Linked DNA regions of Homo sapiens: region 2 is linked to region 1. Evidence: read pairs that join two places in POLR2A ChIA-PET (ENCODE). Cell type or tissue: A673. All regions are shown on one strand. Each heading gives the region's core, and the rest is flanking DNA. Links, peaks and the distances in the headings are about the cores only.

Region 1 (8,000 bases), core at 1-8,000:
TGCTTAGCTTCAGGCTTCCTCCTCCAGAAAGCTGTCTCAGAACACCCATCCAGACCCTTCACTTCCCCATGAAAGTCCTCTGGGCAGGGACCCTGCCTCTTCCTTCCTCCTTGGCCCTGAGTGAGGTACAGCATAGAGCTGGTCAAAGGATTTGGGGGTGGGGTGGGAAGCGTGGGGCAAGGGCGGGCACCTACCACTCGGGGGAGCACAGCTGACAGGGCCTCCTTGACAGCACGTTGCAGGCCTGAAATGTCGATGACAGAGCCCAGACTCAGCAAGGCGTCCTGGAAGAGAGGAGAGGGCAGTGAGAGGCTTTGCCAGGCAGGCCAGGGCAGCCCCATCTGCCCAAAGGACTGTGAGCAAAACCCCCCAGCTTAGTCCAGAGCCCGAGTCTTTCAGGCACAGGAATCCCAGGATCTTAGGATCTCAAAATCAAACAGTCTTAAGGCCACAGAATGTCCAAGTACCCTCATCTTACAGGTGGGGAAACTGAGGCGCAGAGAAGGGCCAGGGACTTAGCAAAGGCCTCATAGTGAGTCAACAGGTCAAGCCTGGCCTAGACCCCAGGTCTCTTGTTCTCTAGTCGAGGACAATTCTGGCACAGTAGGGAAACCACAAGGCTCCAAATTAAAACAAAACAAGCAAACAAAAAAACACCCAAATTTGAATCCTAGCTCCGCTGTGTATGAGCAGTGAGTGTCTTGGTTCAGTCACTGAGCCTCAGTCTCCTATCTGTAAGTTGGAAGCAGCTGGGGCTATTGCCCCCTACAGGCTGACATGAAGATAAAATGAAATTGAGCCCTTAAAAATGAAAATAAAAATCAGAGTCCTAAAAGTGCCTCACAGAATGCCCAACACAGAGTAGATGCTCAGCTGAATATTCGCTGAAGCTGGGTCCCGCTCACTTTCCCCAGAAGGAAGGTGGTCTCACCTAGTCTCATTTTCCAGCCTAGTGAGGGGCTGGGTTGAGAGTAGCAAGAGCCTATGGGGTGCATAACCCATAAGGTGGGAGAACAGCTGGGCCACCCCTGGCAACTATAGGAGGAGAAGGAGACGTCAGCCTTGACTGTCTCACAGCCTTCCCATCCCAGGAACAGAACTCGTCCTTGCAGAGCCGGAACGGAGACAAAAGTCCCTGCTTCTCGCTCTATTAACTTGGCCAGAGCCATGGGGATCAAAGAGAAAGGTAACAGAACAAAGGAAACGAGGGCCAAGGCAAGATCGTGACTCATACCAGCCACCAGCCATGCCCTCCCGCAAGCCCTTGGAAGTCCTTTCAGATGTCTTCCCAGTGGAAGGTTGGGTCTGTGTTCAGAAAGCAAAGTGATTAACTGCAAGATGAAGGAGACATGGCTGGGTCCCCATTCATGTGAACATGATATGAGGTTGAGGGTCTTAAAAGACCACAGTTCAGCATGAGCCCACAGTGTAAGCATGACTGGCAAGAAATAAAAATGCTCAAATTGCAGGCCATATTAATAGAGGTCTGTTAACCCAATTGGGAAGATGACAGTTCCCCCACTTTTATAGTCTAGTTAGACCATCCCCTGTTCATTGTGTCCCAGGGGCTGACAAGATGACACTCATCCAGAGGAGGCGACCTATGAAACGAGGGAATTGGAAACCAAGTTTTGCATGTGACTAAGACTGGATAACCCAGGGATGCCTCATCTAAAGCAGAGGAGACCCAGGGTTATCAGTCTCCAACTCCAATCTCTCAGACCCTCCTAGATGGGGGATCTGAACTCTGTGGCCCCATGGACAGCCTGGGGACCCATAGGATTTCACAGGAGGCTGGCCTTGGTCTAGTGGGCTGAAGGACCTTCTTCCAGGTAGGGCCATGCTACAAAGGCATGCCACAGGTCACCAGGAGAGAGGGAGGAAGTGAGCTTCCCATCCTCAAGGGTGCACAAGAGTGGGCTGAATGCCTATTTGCCAGAAAGTTCCACGCTGGGCTCTCAATGAAGACTTGCATCCAGGCTTCAGCTCCAAATTTCACTCCTGGGTCTTCTTGGCTGCAGTTTCCTCCCCTTCCCCCACCCAATCCAGTGTTCCCAGGAGGAGGGCAGTAGTGGGCCTTCTCCCCAGATGCTTACTCAGCATCGCTTTCCCCAACCCCCAGGCTTCCTTGGTCCCTCCCACTGCTCAAGGATGAAGACACATATCTTGGTCATGGGAAGATGTCTACCCTCAGACATCAGAAGCTACTGATTCCAGACAACACAATACCCAAATTGGATCACTTGTCTTTTGACCCTTAGGCACTCCTCATCACAGCACAGACAACTTCAGCACCACACAGCCACAGATCCCACGTCCTCGCAGACATCCCAGCAGGCCTTCAGACACCATCCATGTGCGCACACACACACACGTTCTCACTGGTACAGTTCCTTAAAGATTCACAGGGCAAGAGCTCGAGTGATACCTGTGCACAATACACGCAGGCTATTATGGCCTTCCAAGGTCAATTCTGAAGACTAAAAAGGGGAGGAAGAGCTGATGCCCCCAGTACTCCCAAGATAAAGTCTTCCAGATGCACGCTCCCCAGACGGGGGCTCTAAAGACAGCACAGAAGGTGGTGTTGGTTTGTGTCTATTCCTTCTTGGAGGCAGAGGAGCCCACAAGCTGACTCCTGAGAGGCCCTGCCCTTGGTGGAGTCTGATGCATGTGATGTGGACTTGGGGAAGAGAGACCCAGGTGACGGAGTGAGCCTGATACAGGGGGAGAAATTCTTCAAAGCCACAGCCTTCAGAGAGCTAAGTCTCCCCATTTGACCGATGAGGAAGCTGAGGTTCAATGAGAAGCAATGATCAACCTGTGGTCAGACAGCCAGTCAGAGCAGAGCCAGGTCCAGAACCCAAACCTCTGGATCTCTAGCCCTGTCTGGTTCCTGCTCAGCACCCGATCCCCAGCTCCCACCCTAGGGTGCTCAGAAAGAACAGTCTGTCCTTTATTCTGATTGGTGGACTCCTCAACCTGCCCTTTGCTTCAATTGGGGAATGCCCTCAACTGTCCTTTACTGGAATTGGTGGGTGCCTGCCTGACCTTTGCTCTGATTGTTCAGTTTTCTGTGACTTTTCAGGCCAAGTGCAGGATAGTAGCAATAAGGAGAGCAGGAAAGGAAAGTTGGGGAGAGTTGGGGCAGCAGCAGGGAAGGGCTTCCCATCTGTGCTAGAGCGGACTGGATGGTAATGTGACTGATGAAGCCCAGGGCTCTTTGTGGGCATCCTTCTGTCAATCCACCTCCTGGTCCTGCCCAGCATGCCCCAGGAATGGAGGGTGTTGGGTGCAGGAACTGCAGCTGGGAAGGGCCACTTCAGATCTGGCACTCAAAGGGGCCTTCAAGGCTTGCTCAAATGCCATCTCCTCCATGAATCTTCCTCAGATCTCAAAGCAACTTCACCCCCATTGCACCAACTCAGGGGAGGAAATAGCTCAAATTGCAAAGCCCATGAGGTGTGGGCTCAGAGGGAAGAGTTGCTGCTTCAGTGAAGGAAGGAGAGAATCAGTGGGGAGCAGCTGCTAATGGGAAGCAGGGAGATTCCTGAATTGGAGGCACAGATGGGGAGCAAGGCTCAAGTCAGGGGGCTTCGATCTTAAAAGGAAGAGGAAAGGAAAAATACAGACACAGCTTTACCTGCTCACATGCCCATCTACACATGCCACACAAATACATATTGCTACGCACTCCTCTACTCATACGTATATGCACAGGCTCTCACACAAACACGCACACAGACAGATCAAAAGGCAATCATATATTCAATGCATATACAAGGTTGCACTTAGACATGCACATCACATCCACACACACACACACACACACACACACACACACACACACACACACAGAACTCAGGCTCGGGATGGGGTGAAGGAGGTCACATTTCCTGCCTTCACAGCTTTTTGGAACAAATATCAGTATAGATATCAGCATAAAAACCAGGCAATTTCCCAGACCACAGAGGAGAACTTGTGGTGTGTAGAAAAGAGCCGCAATTTCCAATCCTGTACCAGACTGACTACAGAAGTTCTGTGTGGCCTTACGCAACACCTTTCCTCTTCTGAGCCTCAGTTTTGTCATTACTAAAAAATGGATCTTTCTAGCTCTGCAGCATATAGTTCTATGGTTTAATTCAATGAGGCTGGATGGATGAGTGGGTAGGTGGATAGATGAATGGGTGCAGGATGGGTTGGGGGAGGGATGGTGGATGGATGGGTGGGTGGATGGTGGGTGGATAGGTAGATGGGTGGCTGGGTGGGTGGGTAGATGGATAGATGGAGCCTTTCTGCTCTCTCCAGCTCCACCTGCAGCTCTGTAGTCCAAGGTAAGGCCAGTCAGCACCACAGACAGCACCATTACCACGGACTTAGCTTTCATTCACCCCAGGTACCAAGAAAGGGGAGCCTGTTCTGAGTCAGGCCTCCTCTGAAGCCAGGGTTGGGGCTCAGCCGTGGGCTAGATCTGCATTTCTGCACTTATCTGGGGAGAGGAGAGGGTCTGGACTAAATTACTTCTAACTCGTTCTTAAAGCCTAAGATTCTATGAAACCAGAGACCTTGGTCTTATCCCCTTTGGAGCCACAAGCACAAGACCAACGCCCTTCCTGAGGGTTGGGGTCGCTGCCATAAGATCTTTCCTGTTTCATCTTCATGAGTCTCTATGCCTTTCCCCATCTCCACAGGTCCTCCTATGGCTCACCCCACTGCCTGGCACTGGCTCCATGCCTCCTTCTCTGGAAGGAAGCCTCACAGTGCCCCTCACACTGGCCTACAGGAAGGCAATAACATCAAACTCAAGAGTCAAGTACCTCCCAAGGTCCGGCTGTGCTCTTGGGACTGTCCGTTCACACTGATTCATGCAACTCTGCTTGTGTTAGGTCCTCTGTGAGGCCCTCCTCTCTCTCTGGGCCTTGGTGTCCCCTTCTGTAAAGGGAAGGGTCCTTCTAGATCCCCCAGGACCTCGGAGCCCTCTCATTCTCTGTCCATCATCCCTTCCCTTCCTTTCGGGTGGACCTCCCTGCCTTCCTCCCTGCCTCCCCCGGCCGACGTCCACCTCTGTCCCAGGCTGCACTCCTGTTCCTCTCCAGGAGTCTTGACGTCTTTTCCCACCTCCGCGTCCTCTCTTCCTCTCATAGCTTCTCCTCCCACTCTCCATCTCTCTCCTGCATACTTCCTGCCCCCACCTACTCCTGTGTCTCCAGCCCACTCCTCCCACAAACCTCCAAATAGTCACCTTGAGAACACTGGGAGAAAGCACCTAACTCAAGAGAAGCGCCCACAGAATGGGAAACCCAGGAAGGCAGCTAGAGGGGAAACAGGGGGTGCCAGGCAAGTGTCATCTACGCCTCTTTTGCTTCCTGCCTCCTGTTCCGGTGGGCAATATACACAGCCTCTTATCTTCCCAGAGGACAGGGCCCTTCAAGAGCACAGGAGAACGTATCGACCTCTGTGCCTAGCATGGGTCTGGCACTAGCAAGCACAGCCGCCCAGTCAGGGTGACTGGCAGAACTGCCCCAAAGGAGGCATCCTGTAGGCTCAGACCAGAGAAGCCCGCTTCAGCTGAGCCTCGGCCCCTGGCCTCAGCCCAGCACCCAAGCTGACTCTATGCCTCCTCGCAGCCTTACAGCACCCCCAGCCTGCAGAGTCAGAGACAAGAAAGCAGAACAAGGCGGTTCCTCCTCCTTCCTCCCCACACACCCACGCCTGCCACCTGGCCAAGGAGACGCCTCTCAAAGACACTGGTGCCTTGGATGTGCAAAGAGGAACTGCCTGTGAGTGCGAAGATCTTGCAGCCCCAGACTTCTCTCAATGAGGCTGAGCTGGATCAGGGTGAGGAGAATAGAGGAAAGAGGCTTGGCAACCCTTGGGAGGCTTAGTCTGAAGGAGGAGGCAAGACAGAGACCCAGAACGCAGCTGAACTAGCCCAACTGTCAGTGTCATGCTTGAGTGAGGCATCAGGCTTTGGGGAGGGGAAGGTACCTTTCCCAAGCACCTCCTGTGGCTAGAGGTTTCCACCAGCCGTTCCCCAATTTTCATGTGCACCAGAACCACCCAGAGTGCTTGTTAAAGTGCAGATTGCTGGCCCCACCCCCAGGGTTTCTGATACAGTAGGTCTGGGACGAGGTCCAAGAACTTGCGTTTCCAAACATTCCTAGATGACACTGATGCTGCTGGTCGGGGGACCACACCTCGAGACCCACTGACACTATCTTGGATCCTCCTACAAGCCCAAGAGGTGCCTGTTTGGGTCATCCCATTGTACAGGTGAAGAGGCTAAGGACTGGAGGGGAGGGGCCTTGCTCAGGTGAGAACAGCCAATGAGGGGACGCCCCAGGGAAGGTCCCAATGGAGGGGAGAGGCTGGGGGTGGAAGGACAGAGGGAGACTAGTGGTGGGGAGATATGGATAACAAGGCAGTATGGACGGGGCCACTCGCAGCGCAGGAGCCCAGTCTTAAAGGAGGGACCTGCCAGAGACCTTTCCTCCTCCCTCTTTCTCTTCCTCCCCTCCCTCCTCTACTTACCCCCTCCCGCTCCATGCCCCCATCCCTCCACCCTCCTGCCCACCCTTCGCAGACTCCGGCTTCAGTTGTTACTCCAACAGGGCCGCGTCTCCAGCCTCCGAGCCACACTGGAGACACGTGCACTGTAGAATACACCTGAGCCAGTCCCAGTGCCTCCCAAGGGTGTCCCCATCCACAGGAGCCTGACCCCACACTGTTGGCTCCTCCCTTCCAGCGCCCACAACCAGCTCCGCCCCGGCCTCTCGCCCTTCCCAAGCCAGTCCCAGCTTCTATTCCAGCTCCTGCCTCCTCCAAAATGACCTCCCGGTTGTCCCCCGCACCCTTGGATCCATCAGGAGCTAGGTTTGGGGGTGGATGAAGGAATGGGAAGAGGGAAAGAGCAGGAGAAGGCAGGCAAGAGTTGCCTGCACGATCAGTTCCCTGAGGGCCTGACTCACTGGAATCACCTCAGTCCCTCACCCAGAGTCTGGAGTCAGGAAAGGAGGGAACAGTCAGAGTGGGTAGAGGGAGGGAGGCAGGAGCTGAGTGTGGGGAGGGGGAGGATGGCCCTGCAAGGCAGACATCAGATCAAGCGGGGCAGAGCCAGCTCAGGTCTCCTCCCACCCCCTCCCACCTTCAGCTGCTTCATCTACAGGGAAGAACCGAGAGTGGTCCCATTTCTGCTGCCCACATTCTCCTGGACACCACAAACTTCCTCCCAAACACATCACAGCATCCCCCTCTCCATGCCATCACAGTCATCCTGGTCACCTGGCATTCTAGCTATCCTTGTCCTCTGGCCTGGGGCCCACGAGGCAGCTCGCGGCAGTCACAAGGAGGCAGATTTGGGCACACTGTGAATCAGAGTCGCGCCACAAAAGAGAGCCTGAGCAGGATGGATGAGGGGGCTCCTAGTCCCCAAGGGTGTGCAAGCAAGGGCCAAGGCCCTGCCACCAGGGAGCCTGTGCCCTGAGAAAGGCCCCTGGTGAGGTGGCAGGCCTCCAGCTCTGAGTTTGGTGACCCTGAATGTCTGTACACCCTCCTCAGCCTCACCCCCTCAGGGTGGGTTGGGAGCTGAGCAAAGCAAGTCCAGGAGCCTCCAAGAGGCAGGCATGGTGGCTCAAGCAGGAGAGGAGGAGGACGCTGAGTGTCCCGCTGGGTCAGTGTCAGAAGAGAGTTTACATCCCTCAGGAAATGATGGCCAAAGGAATAATTGAATGGGTGGATGGATGAATGACGAATGAATGAATGGAGTGATCTCCCTTCTCTGGATCCCCTCCAGGGAGAGTCTGTTGTTGTTCTCTCTCCAGGCAAGTCTGACCCTCCCACCTGGGGCTCCCACTGCCCCCCTTTCCCCCACCATGGCATGCACTGTGTGCATCAATGCAGTGCCACCCTTTCCCGTCTGGCTCCCACAACAGACTGGGAGCTTTTGGAGGGCAGAGATTGTGTCCTGCCCCTCTCCAGGTCTCCAGCATTACCCAGCCCCTCAT
Region 2 (11,676 bases), core at 1,736-9,735, 660 kb after region 1:
GGGCACCTTGCAAGGCCATCAAAAGGAAGGAGAGAGAGAACAAGAAATGGGGCTGAAGAGACCTCAAAGGCAAACCTCATTCTCTCTGAGAGACCTCAGGTTGTAGAAAAGACTCCTGTGGAGCCAGCAGGAGCAGCATCGTTGATGCACAGCCATGTCTGAACTCAGCATAGGCTGGGGGGTGGAGAGCTCCAAAATTCACAGTGATTAGCTTAAAACCTTGCCTTGAGCTGGCGACAAGCAGGACTGGTAGCTGACTGAGCAAGCTGGGGACAATCCTCCCATAGAAACCTTTGCCTACTTTCTGTGAGTATTCTGACCAGGACTTATGTGGGATGGCTGAAGAGGGTGAGCCAGACAAACCATCTGTGTTCTTGGGGAAACCTGTTAGCTTCTCTGGGAGGGGCAAAGGAAGGGCTTGGGCATCCAAGGACTCAGCTCTTCCTCTCCCATCTCTTTCCTGGTTATGAAAGCTCTTCACATGCAACTTGCTGCTGAGCTAAGCTAGAACACTATGTAAGCTGGCTGGAAGTGGGTCCATGCATGTGATGGTGCCTGCGTGCCTGCCGTGGGTGGTGTGTTCCCAAGTGTGGCAGGTGCCAGGGCACGTGTGCATATGTATGTGTGAACCTGTGTGAGTTATGTGGAGCTGTTTCCGGGGCTGGGTGTGCTGTGCATGCACCAGTGCAGAATTGCACCCACAGGCATGTGCTCCTTACAACTCTGTTAGGTCTCTGTGGCCTCTCTGTGGTTTCCTATGATGGAAGGCAAACAGCAGACCCCAGACTCTGGACAGTATGAGGGGCTCAGGCTGCAGAGAGGGAAAACCTCTGTGGCTCAGCAAGAAGGCCTAGCCCTGGCCAGACATGGTGGCTCACGTTTGTGATCCCAAAACTTTGGGAGGCTGAGGGAGGAGGATCGATTGAGACCAGGAGTTCGATACCAGCCTGTGCAAACTAGAAAGGCCCTGTCTCTACAAAAAAAAATACAAATTTAGCCAGGCGTAGTAGCTTATGCCTGTAGTGCCAACTACTTGGGAGGCTGAGGAGGATCATTTGAGCCCAGGAGGTCAAGGCTGTAGTGAGCTGTGTGTTTGCACCACTGCACTCCAGTCTGGGTGACAGAGTGAGACCCTGTCTGGAAAAAAAAGATGTCCAGTCTCCTCCTGTCCAAGGAGACCACCAACCATGCTTCCTGCAAGCTTGAAGTGGGCCAACTCTTTTTAGGATCTGATCTGAATCCCAGAGGGACCACATCTCCTCCCACGGACCAGGGCTAGGCAGCCTCCTGTTTCAGTCAAGAGGGCTGAAGGTGGTGTTTTCCCTCCTGACTCCTGGGAGCAGCAAGGGGCCAATGGGCGGTGGCCAGGGATGTGCACGAGACCATTCCTGCCTGCCAGGGGCCTCATTACAGGCTACAGAGACCCTTCTCAGCCCTTGACTCATGTGGATCGGAACAGCTCCATTCCACAGCTGAGAAAACCAAGGTTCAGGAAGGGGTGAGACCCACCCAAGGGAGTAGCCAGTACTGAACTGTGAGCCCAGCCCAGAGCCAGGAAGGAAGACACTAGGACTGAGCTAGCAGTGGCTGCCTGGCGGCAGGGCCTCGGGGGTAGGACGTGAAGGTCAGCCTGGCCAGCTAGTGGTGAGCATCACCCAGCAAGGGCATGTGGGGTGTAAACTGTAAAGCACCTGATTTATTGTAAAGGACCCAGGGGCTTCCTGCTGGTGACTGAGTGCAGGAGGGTGGCTGTGGAGGGGTCAGTGCCCACAGGCAACGGAGGGTCTAAGGGGCTTCAACCTTGGGCACTCCTCCCCTCCCCGTGAGGAGCCTACACCCTGGGCTGAGCTGGGAGAGCCTGCGCCTGAAAGTTAGCCCCTAAGGCTTCCTCCTCATCTTATGTAACTGCTTTTATTCCTGGGGAAAATCAAGAGCCTGGGAACCCCACAAATCTCCCGTGACATCTGGGACAGTTTGAAGATTATGATAAGGATTTCGGAGCCTGGGAAAATAAGGCCTGTGGACTAGGGGTTTGCGGGGCTCCCCAGGAGCAGCATGTGTGTGGAGCACATGCAGAGGCCCGGGCCTGGGCAAACAGGTATGTGAACAGGTGTACACACTCCAGAGCCACTCACAGAAACACACACACACATACTTAGGCACAATTCCAAACACCTGTGCCTTGTGAATGCATGCGCATCTTCCAGCACAGGTACACATGGCTGACAAGCCCCCAGGCAGACACTGTGCAACCAGCATTCATGTCCTCCCCCAGCCTGGGGGCCTGACTGGGGTTGGTGGCTCTCAAGGCTACCTCAGGGCTATGCCTCTGCCTCCCGGAACAAGCTTTCCCAGGCCTCCTTCCCAGCCTTGTCTCTTTCCCGTCTCTCCCCCCACACCTTCTTACCACAAGGACAGAGGAGGGGCCCTTCCTGTCAGCTGGCTGGGAGCAGAGGTGGCTTTGTCTTTTCGGAAGAACTGGTTCTGTGGAATTTGTGCTTATTTCCCATCAAGGATCAAGGACCTGCTCTGGGGCTACCTCAGGGCCCCACAGGATGAGGGGCTGGTTTTCAGATGAGTTTTCTGCTTGCCTGTCATCTGGATAGTGTCTAAAAATTTGCAAACTGCCTTCTTGTCAGTGTCTTGCTCATTCTTCATGACACTCCTGATATGTAAGTGCCTTCACTTCCTCTATTTGGCAGATGAGGGAGCTGAGGCCAGAGAGGGATGGGACTGCCTGGACTGCCTGAGGTCACACAGCAAGCTGAGGCAGGGTTGACCAAAACTCTCATGAGCTGGGGTTGCAAGGAAAATGCCTTCAGCTTCCTGGGGCTTGGGGTAGGAGAATTTGGCTGTCAGAGCCTGGAGGGTGGGGCAGGCTGGCACTACCAGGTGGGCCTGCCACAGAAACACCTCACACTCCTTTACCAGGAGCTGACGGGGGGCACAGCCAGCCCCTCACAGGCCAGCACTGTGCTGGGAGGCTCACCCCTGAACCTACCTTTGTGGACATGCCAAGAGAGGGCAGGAGAGGGAGCTCTGCCTTGCTGTGTGACCCAGGCAAGTCCCGACCCTCTCTGGGTCCAGCGCCCTCTCGCCTACTGGGATATTGGGATTGGGGATTGGTTGAGGGATGTGCTCCCTCTCTGGACCACAGAGGAAGCAGAGAGCTTCCCCAGGGCTGGGAGTGGGGCACAAGCTCGGGATGCTCCCTGCCAAAGCGTTGGTGGCCCTGAGTTGCTGCCTGTGCCCAGGGAGTCCCAGTCTTCGCACTAGCCTGCTGCTGAGATCCACTGAGGCAGAGCCTGGCACAGAGTGGGGGCTTGGGGCCTGGGGGAGGGTCTCCTCCAGGCTAGGTGGCTGGGAGAGGGTGATCTGGCAAATCTAGATGGGGCCTGTCCACCTGTCCGAGGCTGCAGCCCCCTAGCTCTCCGCCCCTTACCCTCCTTTATGTTTCTATATCGCTGCTCTTATCACTATCTGGCCTGCTATATATTTACTCATTAACCAAAAGAAACTAATCTCCCCTGCTAGACTACAGGTGTCTCAAGGGCAGGACTTTGTTTTTTGACCTCAAGTGCGTTGAACATTACCCGAACAGAGTAGGTGGCCAATAAGTACCTGTAAGAAAGAAGAGGAGGAGGAGGAAGCAGGAGAGTCATCTTACAGACGGGGAGGGCCCACCATGGGCCCAGGTAGAGCCGCCCGGGCTGCCTTCTCCTCATCAAGCCCAAGCTCAAGGATGGATTGGCGCTGGGGAGGGGAGGATTGCCTGGGGTCAGCCTTTCCCCCCCGGCATCACCCTCCATCTTCGGTGCTGTAGCAGGACGAGCCGCGGACAAAACCCTTCAGACACTGAGATAGTGAAGGGAGTGGCTTTAATCAGCTGGGAGCATCGGCAGGCTAGCATCTTAAAATCTGAGCTCGTCAGGTGCTCAACTTCTGTCCCTTTTAAGGGCTCACAGCTCTAAGGGGGTCCACGTGAGAGGGTCGTGATCAACTGAACAAGCCAGGGGGTACATGATAGGGACTGCGAGCACCGGTGGTCAGAGTGAAACAGAACAGAACGGGAGGTTTCACAATGTCCTTCCATACAATCTCTGGAATCTATAGATAACAACAGCTGCTAGGTCAGGGGTCGAATTTTAACTACCAGGCTTAGGTCAGGCAGGCCCAGGCCTGGTTTCGGGTCTGGTTCCTTGGTTTCGGGTCTGGTTCCTTGGTTTCAGGTCTGGTTTTTAGGCGCCGGGCTACCTGCCTTTAGTTTCGCTTCTCTTTCCTTTTCCGAGTATAAAACAGTATGAGAGGGTCTCTCTCCTCCCTCAGTGCCATCCTCATCCCTGGGTGGGAGTTGTCTGGATCCATAGGGTTGGAGCCACAGATAACAGAGCCATTAATCTCGGGGTCTCAGCCTCTCTTAACGGACCTTCCAGGCACTGCTGAGAAAACCAGGTTAATGGTTTCCTGCGGCAGCAATGAGCAGAAGCAGGGCCATCTCCAGACTCCAGAGAAGCCAGGAGAGGGCTGGGGTGATAATGGGGAGGAGGATAAAAAACAGCCACCCAATGCGTGCCTTCCCTGTGCCAGGCCCTTGTCCTGAAATGTTATCTCACTCCATCCTCCCAACAGTCCCTTGGGCTAAATTGGTGATGCTGCTTGTTTGAGTGAGCAAACAGAGGGTGAATGAAGTGACTTGCGGGCAGCTGGGTAGAGGATGAGTCAGCATTGGTGTAAAGGACTGGAGCTTCAGGGTTCTCGGGATTCGAGTCCTGGCCCTGCTGCTTGCCAGCTCTGTGCTGTGGCAAGTTACTTCCTCTCCCCAGGTCTCTCGGTTTCCTCATCTGCTGCCTCTCCAGACTTCTGCCAGAACATTGCACGCGACAGTTTCAGGCACAGAACTGACTGGCAGCAGGGGCTGCTCCACGAGTGGGAATTTGCTCCAGCACTTCACGGACTGCAAGCGAGGCACTTGCTAACTCTTGGGTGAGTTTTCTGGGTCCATGCCTGGAAGGGCTTGCGCCCCTCAGCTCCCCTAGGAGCTTCCTGAGTAACTGCAGTCCACTTGCAGCCACCGAGGCTCATCACAGGCAAGAGTGGCAGTAGGGCAGGCACTGGGGTCCTCCTCCTTCCTCCGCCTGGCTATGCCTGGAGCCTGCAGACTGCACAGCATGGAGGGACGAGGCACCGCAGGACGGGGTCAGTGGGGGCGGGGAGGAGATGGACACATTGGTGCTGCGCCGTGCCTTGCTGGAGAAGTGGAATAGCTCAGTCAGGATTCGGAGCCACAAAGGTCTTGGTTGGAGTGCAAATGGCTGGCAAGGGCACTTTTCCTCTCTGGGCCTCAATTTCTTACTCTCTAAAATGGGGGCAACCGTGGTCTCTCCCTGCGTATGTGAACACTGCTAAGTGTAGTATCTGGAGAGGGGTCCTCACGGAGGAGGCTGGGCCCTGCCCTCAGAGCTCCCCAGGAACTTTGGTTGAGGGAATGAGTAGGAAGGATTAGTGATCAAATAATTGTCCACAGAGGAGGCCCTTGGGAAGCCTCTCACCTCTGCCATTCCAGCTAAATCTTAAGACAGCCTGGAGCTGGCCCCGTGAGAGTGGTTTGGAAAAAAAAAAAAAAAAAGTCCCTGAGTCCAGGTGTGACTTGTTAAGGGTGAAAGGGCCTATCTGGGAGAGCTGGGTTAAAACTTTTCCAGAGTTTCTATTGCCATTCAGCTCTGCTGACACCGACACAGAGAAAACAGGCAGCCCAGCCCATGCGTTCAGCCCCGGCCTCTTGAAGATATTTGGGACTCTCATCTCTTGCCAGCTCTAGAATGGGTCATATTCAGGGAAACTCTCCACCCCTCAGTATCAATGAGATGAAAAATGAGAAGGCCCTTTGCAAACTATAAAGTGTTGTGCCCCAGAAGGTGCATCTGTGTGTGTGCCAAGCCCCTGGGTGTGTACGTGAGAGTGAGAATGCCCAGCTTCCAGTGTATGTGTGTGTGTGTGACTGGCTGGGTGGGTGGAACTCTACACTCCCCTCGACTCCCTGTGTGGCTGGGACTCTTCTAAAATTCTTACAATCTTTTTTTGCATTTCCTCACTGTTTGTCAGTTTATCAGAAAGGGAGGGGGCCATGGTCCAGAAACCTGGAAATCGTTTCTGAGCCTGCCGACTCTTCTCTCCTGCCCTTGCCTTATCCTGTGGCTGTCTCTGGAGACCTGACTGCCGGGAGCTCCCAGCATGGCCTGTTCTGCCAGAAGCTTGCCTGGCTTCTCTGTGCAGCCCATCCACCACCTGTTTTTCCATCTGTGGCTATGCACTGGCTGTTTTCACACCACTGTCCCACTGACGCTTTTTATTTTGGGATTTTTATTTTTTTTAAGATAGAGTCTTGCTCTGTCACCCAGGTTGGAGTACAGTGGCACTGTCATTGCTTACTGTAACCTTGAACTCCTGGGCTTAAGCAATCCTCCTGCCTCAACCTAAAAGTAGCTGGGACTACAGGCATGTATCACAATGTTCAACTAATTTTTAAAAATATTTTGTAGAGATGGGGTTTTGCTATGTTGCCCAGGCTGGTCTCAAACTGCTGGCCTCAAGTGCCACTGACTCTTTATAACATCCCAATGCCCTCCAGAGATGGTATTTACTGTTCCCATTTTACAGGAGAAGAAATGGAGGCTTGTTGAAGGGAAATGGCTCTCCCAGAGTTATCCAACCAACTAGCGGCAGTGCTAGGGTTTCAATTCTTACCTAACTCCAAAAACTTTATTAACTGTTGTGGCTTACCTAGTAGGTGTGTGTTGGCTCTTTGGCTGAATGAATAAATAAATGAAATAACGTGAATAAATCATTCCGTCAAAATTGAGCTGAAAGAGAAAGTTAAGCAATAATAGCAAGGTCTGTCATTGACTGAGCAACTACAATGTGTCAAGTGTTTTACACAAAAATGAAAGCATCAGGAGGCTGAGGCAGGAGAATCATTTGAACCCAGGAGGCAGAGGTTGCAGTGAGCTGAGATCATACCACTGCACTCCAGCCTGGGTGACAAGAGCGAGACTGTCTCAAAAAAAAAAAAAAAGAAAGAAAGAAAGAAAAGAAAAAGAAAAAGAAAGCAGTCAGAATTATTGTTATTCCTATTTTGCAGCAGAGGAAGCTAAGGCTCAGAGAAATTAAAGGATCCTGTCCAATGTGGGAGCTGGGACTATAATTTGTCAGTGTCCAGGCCCCAGAGCTCTGAACCTAGCTTTCCTGGTTCCTTAGTGTTAGAGTGAGTCGGCAGAACCTGGCAACAGGTGCCCATTACAGCAGAGGACCCGGGGCCTGTCGAGACTCTCAGGAAGCTGGGTGCAACAGCCCACCCTGCCCCCTCCTGCCTTGGGACCATTTCCCCATTTGTCTCTGAAATAGGTTTCTATTTCAGGCTGGGGTGGGGATCCGGCAGCCCAGGCTCTGGCTCTCCCTCTGTGACTGTTGGCTTGTCCAGTTAGGGCCAATGCCCCGGCATGGGGTGATATATTGCTGCTTCCCCTGTCCCAGGGCTGGCCCTGTCATTAATAGCTCCATGGGAGGGCAGGGTCTGAGCAAGACGCAGTCATTTGGTCTACGGAGATGGCGTAGGCTGGGTCAGTGGCTTCTGTGCCCAGCCCTGTGTGGATTCCAGGGACCCAGGGGCTAGTGGGTCCAGCTCTCCCCTTAGGAACTCAGGGGCTGGGTACTGAGCTCCAGGAAGACGAACTCTGCAGTAGCTGAGACAGAGCCTGGCATCCTGACTCCCAGGGCAGTGCCGGTTTTCATGGCCTGGGACGGAGTGGTGGCTGTCCTGTGGTACCAGGAGGCAGATCTCAACTCAGAGTGAGGGATAACCTTGTTTCTATCATGCCAGAGGGATGGGAACCAGCCTTTCAAATCAGCCCACAGTTCCTGAGTGTCCTATCCCTTCTATTGAGGGACAGGGGCATGACAGGGACAGACCTGCACAGGAGAAGGAGAGCCCATTGTCTAAGGGAGGAGAAATTCCCTCAGGCAGCGGCTAATCTGATGGTTGAGGCAAGAGACAGACTTGGAAGTGCCAGAACCTGTCCTGCAGATTCACTAGTACTTGACAGCATGGTGCAGTCTCATTCCTCATGCCTTCGCATTGTGGCCCGCCACGCTCCTGAGAAGGACACACCTCCATAGCATGGAGAGGAAACAGAGGCACAGAGAGGCTAATGTTTGGCACAGAAATGCCTCTGTTGTAAGAAGTTGCTGGAGTAAAGCAGGTTATAGATTAAAAGCTAAACAGTCCCCAGCCTAGGTATCCTCCCAGGCTGGAAATCTCCCCTTCTGACTCTTGGATTCATTGGTGAGATTCATGGAGGACTTGCTTTGTGCCAGGCCCACTCAGGGGATTTATTATAGATTTATCTTATAATAACAGCAACACCAAGAGCGGTTAATACTATAACTCACATAGAATAAGTGGGGAAACTGAGACTCAGAGAGTTAAATAACTTGCTTGAGGTCATATAACTAGTAGATGCAGAGGGGATCAAACCTAGGACTATCTGTCCCCGAAACTCATGACTCTCCCACTCCGTGGGGTACTTGTTCCACAAGATGTCAGGCCTCAGAGCATACCATTAAATGGTAAAATATGAATGACAACATAAGAAAAGGAGCAATTAGGGAAATGCAAATCAAAACCACAATATGATACCACTTTACACCCATTAAAATGGCTACAATGAAAAAGACAGACAATAACAAGTGTTGCCGAGGATGTGAAGAAATTGGAAATCTCATACACTGCTAGTGAGAATGAAAAAGTATACAGCCATTTTGGAGTGCAGTTAGGCAGCACCTCAAAAGTTTAAACATAGAGTTACCATATGACCCCCTGGTTCCATTCAAAGGTGTATACGCAAGGAAATTTAAAACACAAAAACTTCTACACAAATGTTCACAACAGCATTATTCATAATAGCCAAAAAGTGGGAATAACCCAAAATGCCATCAGTGGATGAACAGATAAACAATTATGTGGCTTATCCATATAATGGAATATTATTCAGCCATAAAAATGAAATTTTTATTTATGCTACAACACGGATGAACCCTGAAGACACGCTGAGTAAAATAAGTCAGACACAAAATGATACATATTGTATGATTCAATTTGCATAAAATGTCCAGAACAGGCAAATTCATAAATACAAAAAGGAGATTCGTAGTTTCCAGGAGGATGGGGATAAAAGGAATGGGGAGTAACTGCTATTGGGTACAGGATTTCTTTCTATGGTTATTAAAATGTTCTGAAATTGGATAGTGACGATGGTTGCACAATCTTGTGAATATGCTAAAAACCTCTGAATTGTCCACTTTGAAAGGCTGAATTTTATGGTATGTGAATTATGTCTTAATTTTGTTTAAATCCGGGAGCAGGAATATAGAAACTACATAGAAGCTTGAGATGAATGTTGGTCCTCAGGTAGGTGAAAGGGAAACTTCACTGTGAGTTTCCTGGCAGCTGGAGTGAAAAGGGAGAAGCAGCCTCCAAAATGAGGAAACCAACTCTTCAGGGGCTTAGGTCCAGGGCAAGATTCCTATAAACCCAAGTTGGCCCACTGCATCACTGCATCATAATGTCAGAAATACAGATTTTTTTTTTTTTTTGAGACACAGTTTCACTCTGTCGCCCAGGCTGAAGTGCAGTGGCACAATCTCAGCTCACTGCAACCTCTGCCTCCCAGGTTCAAGCGATTCTCCTGCCTCAGCCTCCCAAGTAGCTGGGATTACAGACATGCGCCACCACACCTGGCTAATTTTTGTATTTTTGGTAGAGACAGAGTTTCACCATGTTGGCCAGGCCAGTCTCAAACTCTGCCTCCCAAAGTGCTGGGATTACAGGCATGAGCTACTGGGCCCAGCTAGAAATACAGATTTTTATTTTCTCCCACCTGAGATTCCGATGCAAAAAGTATGAAGAAAGTGGGAAGGGCCTGTAATTTGACCACATTTCCAAGCCAATGAGTTGGCCTGCTACAGTTTCATAGATGCTGGCAGAAGACGCAAGACTTCTGGTTAAAGATAAAGAACTTTGTTCCTCACAATAGGATTAGCCCAAATATCAGCATTTGTCCCAATTCCTGCAGGACAATGCAAAGGGGGCCAGGTAATACCTTCACATGCAATGGCTTGCATGACAAGGTAAGGAACCTGGAGCTTAGGCAATCCGCATCTTTTATAAGGGGCAGCAAACCTACCTGAACTTTGCCCCAGAGGAAGACATCATATTTGTTATATTTGTTATACCAGACAGTCAATAAACCTGGTTTTGGCTCCAGAAGGGGACACTATCTCTATCTTTATCTTCCAAGGCTGTCTGCTCTACAGATATCCTCGAAAAGATCATCTGGAACAAAGGCAGTCTGTCTCTGCTCACAAGACTTGCAGAAATCTGAGTGGCCCTTGGAGAATTGTCTCCCAATACAGTAGATGTGCTGGTCAAGGCTGAGTTTTGTTTGTTTGTTTGTTTGTTTGTTGTTATTTTGTTTGTCTTTTATTATGATAAAATATACATAACAAAATGTATGATTTTAATCCTTTTTGATTGTACAATTCACTGGTACTAAGTATACGCACATTGTTGTGCAGCCATCACATCACCACCATGCATCTCCAGGACTGTTTTATTTATTTATTTATTTATTTATTTATTTATTTATTTATTTGAGATAGTGTCTTGCTCAGTCACCCAAGCTGGAGTGCAGTGGTGCGATCTCGGCTCATCGCAACCTCTGCCTTCCAGGTTCAAGTGATTCTTCTGCCTCAGCTGGGATTACAGGCACACACCACCACGGCCAGCTAATTTTTGTATTTTTAGTAGAGACGGAGTTTCACCATGTTGGTCAGGCTGGTCTCAAACTCCTGACCTCAGGTGATCTGCCCACCCGCCTAGGCCTCCCAAAATGCTGGGATTACAGGCATGAGCCACCGTGCCCAGCCCTCCAGGACTTTTTAAAGTCATCCACTGAAACTCTATGCCCATTAAATAATAACTCCCCATTCTCCCACCCTCTCAGCCCCTGGCAACCCCCACTCTACTTTCTGTCTCAATGAATTTGACTTTTCTAGGTACCTTATATAAGTGGAATCATACAGTATTTGTCCCTTTTGGACTGGCTTGTTGTACTTGGAATAAGGTTTCCAAGTTTCATCCACGTTGTAGTATGTATCAGAATTTCATTTTTTAAGGCTGAATAATAATCTATTGTATGTATATATCACATTTTATTTATCTATTCATCCATCTACAGCTGTTTGGCTTGTTTCTACCTTTGGGCTATTGTGAATAATGCTGCTATGAACATTGATGTATAAACTTCTGTTTGAGTCCTTGCCTTCAGTTCTTTTGGTTGGAATTCTAGGAGTAGAATTGCTGGATCATATGGTAATTTCATGCTTATTTTTTGATAAATAGCCATAATATTTTTCACAGAGACCACATCATTTTACATTTCCACAGTAATGCAAAGGTTTCCAGTTTCTCCACATCATCCCCAACAACTTATTTCCTAGGTTGGCCTTTTTTTTTTTTTTTAATAATAGCCATCCTAATGGGTGTGAAGTGTTATCGCATGGTTTTAATTTGCATTCCCTATTGATTAGTAATGTTGAGCATCTTTTCATATGCTTATTGGC

The links. ChIA-PET counts read pairs that join two places held together with the same protein. Peaks named below come from ENCODE experiments on the same cell type or tissue, not always from the same donor. Only the 100,000 strongest peaks of a DNase experiment are listed, where the experiment ranks them.
Region 2: POLR2A ChIA-PET joins it to region 1 with 10 read pairs; 2 of 35 experiments call an interaction of 5 or more read pairs at or near these places.

What each region holds. Positions count from the first base shown.
Region 1 is chr11:72,608,468-72,616,467 of GRCh38, forward strand. PDE2A (phosphodiesterase 2A) reads right to left here. Exons shown (of 31, transcript NM_002599.5): 3 at 195-284. MIR139 (microRNA 139) reads right to left here and starts at 6,663; the gene lies at 6,596-6,663. It overlaps LOC105369377 (a long non-coding RNA gene), which reads left to right. Exons shown (of 4, transcript XR_001748292.2): 2 at 5,625-5,835; 3 at 6,162-6,270. RefSeq lists an enhancer at 5,571-5,670. In A673, for the core only: CTCF peaks have their summits at 770 (motif pointing left) and 973; a DNase peak (open chromatin) is centred at 734.
Region 2 is chr11:73,267,484-73,279,159 of GRCh38, forward strand. It overlaps P2RY6 (pyrimidinergic receptor P2Y6), which reads left to right and starts at 4,855. Exons shown (of 3, transcript NM_001277204.2): 1 at 4,855-4,983. RefSeq lists enhancers at 2,507-3,300, 2,877-2,926, 3,301-4,093. In A673, for the core only: no CTCF peak of the experiment used is centred there; no DNase peak of the experiment used is centred there.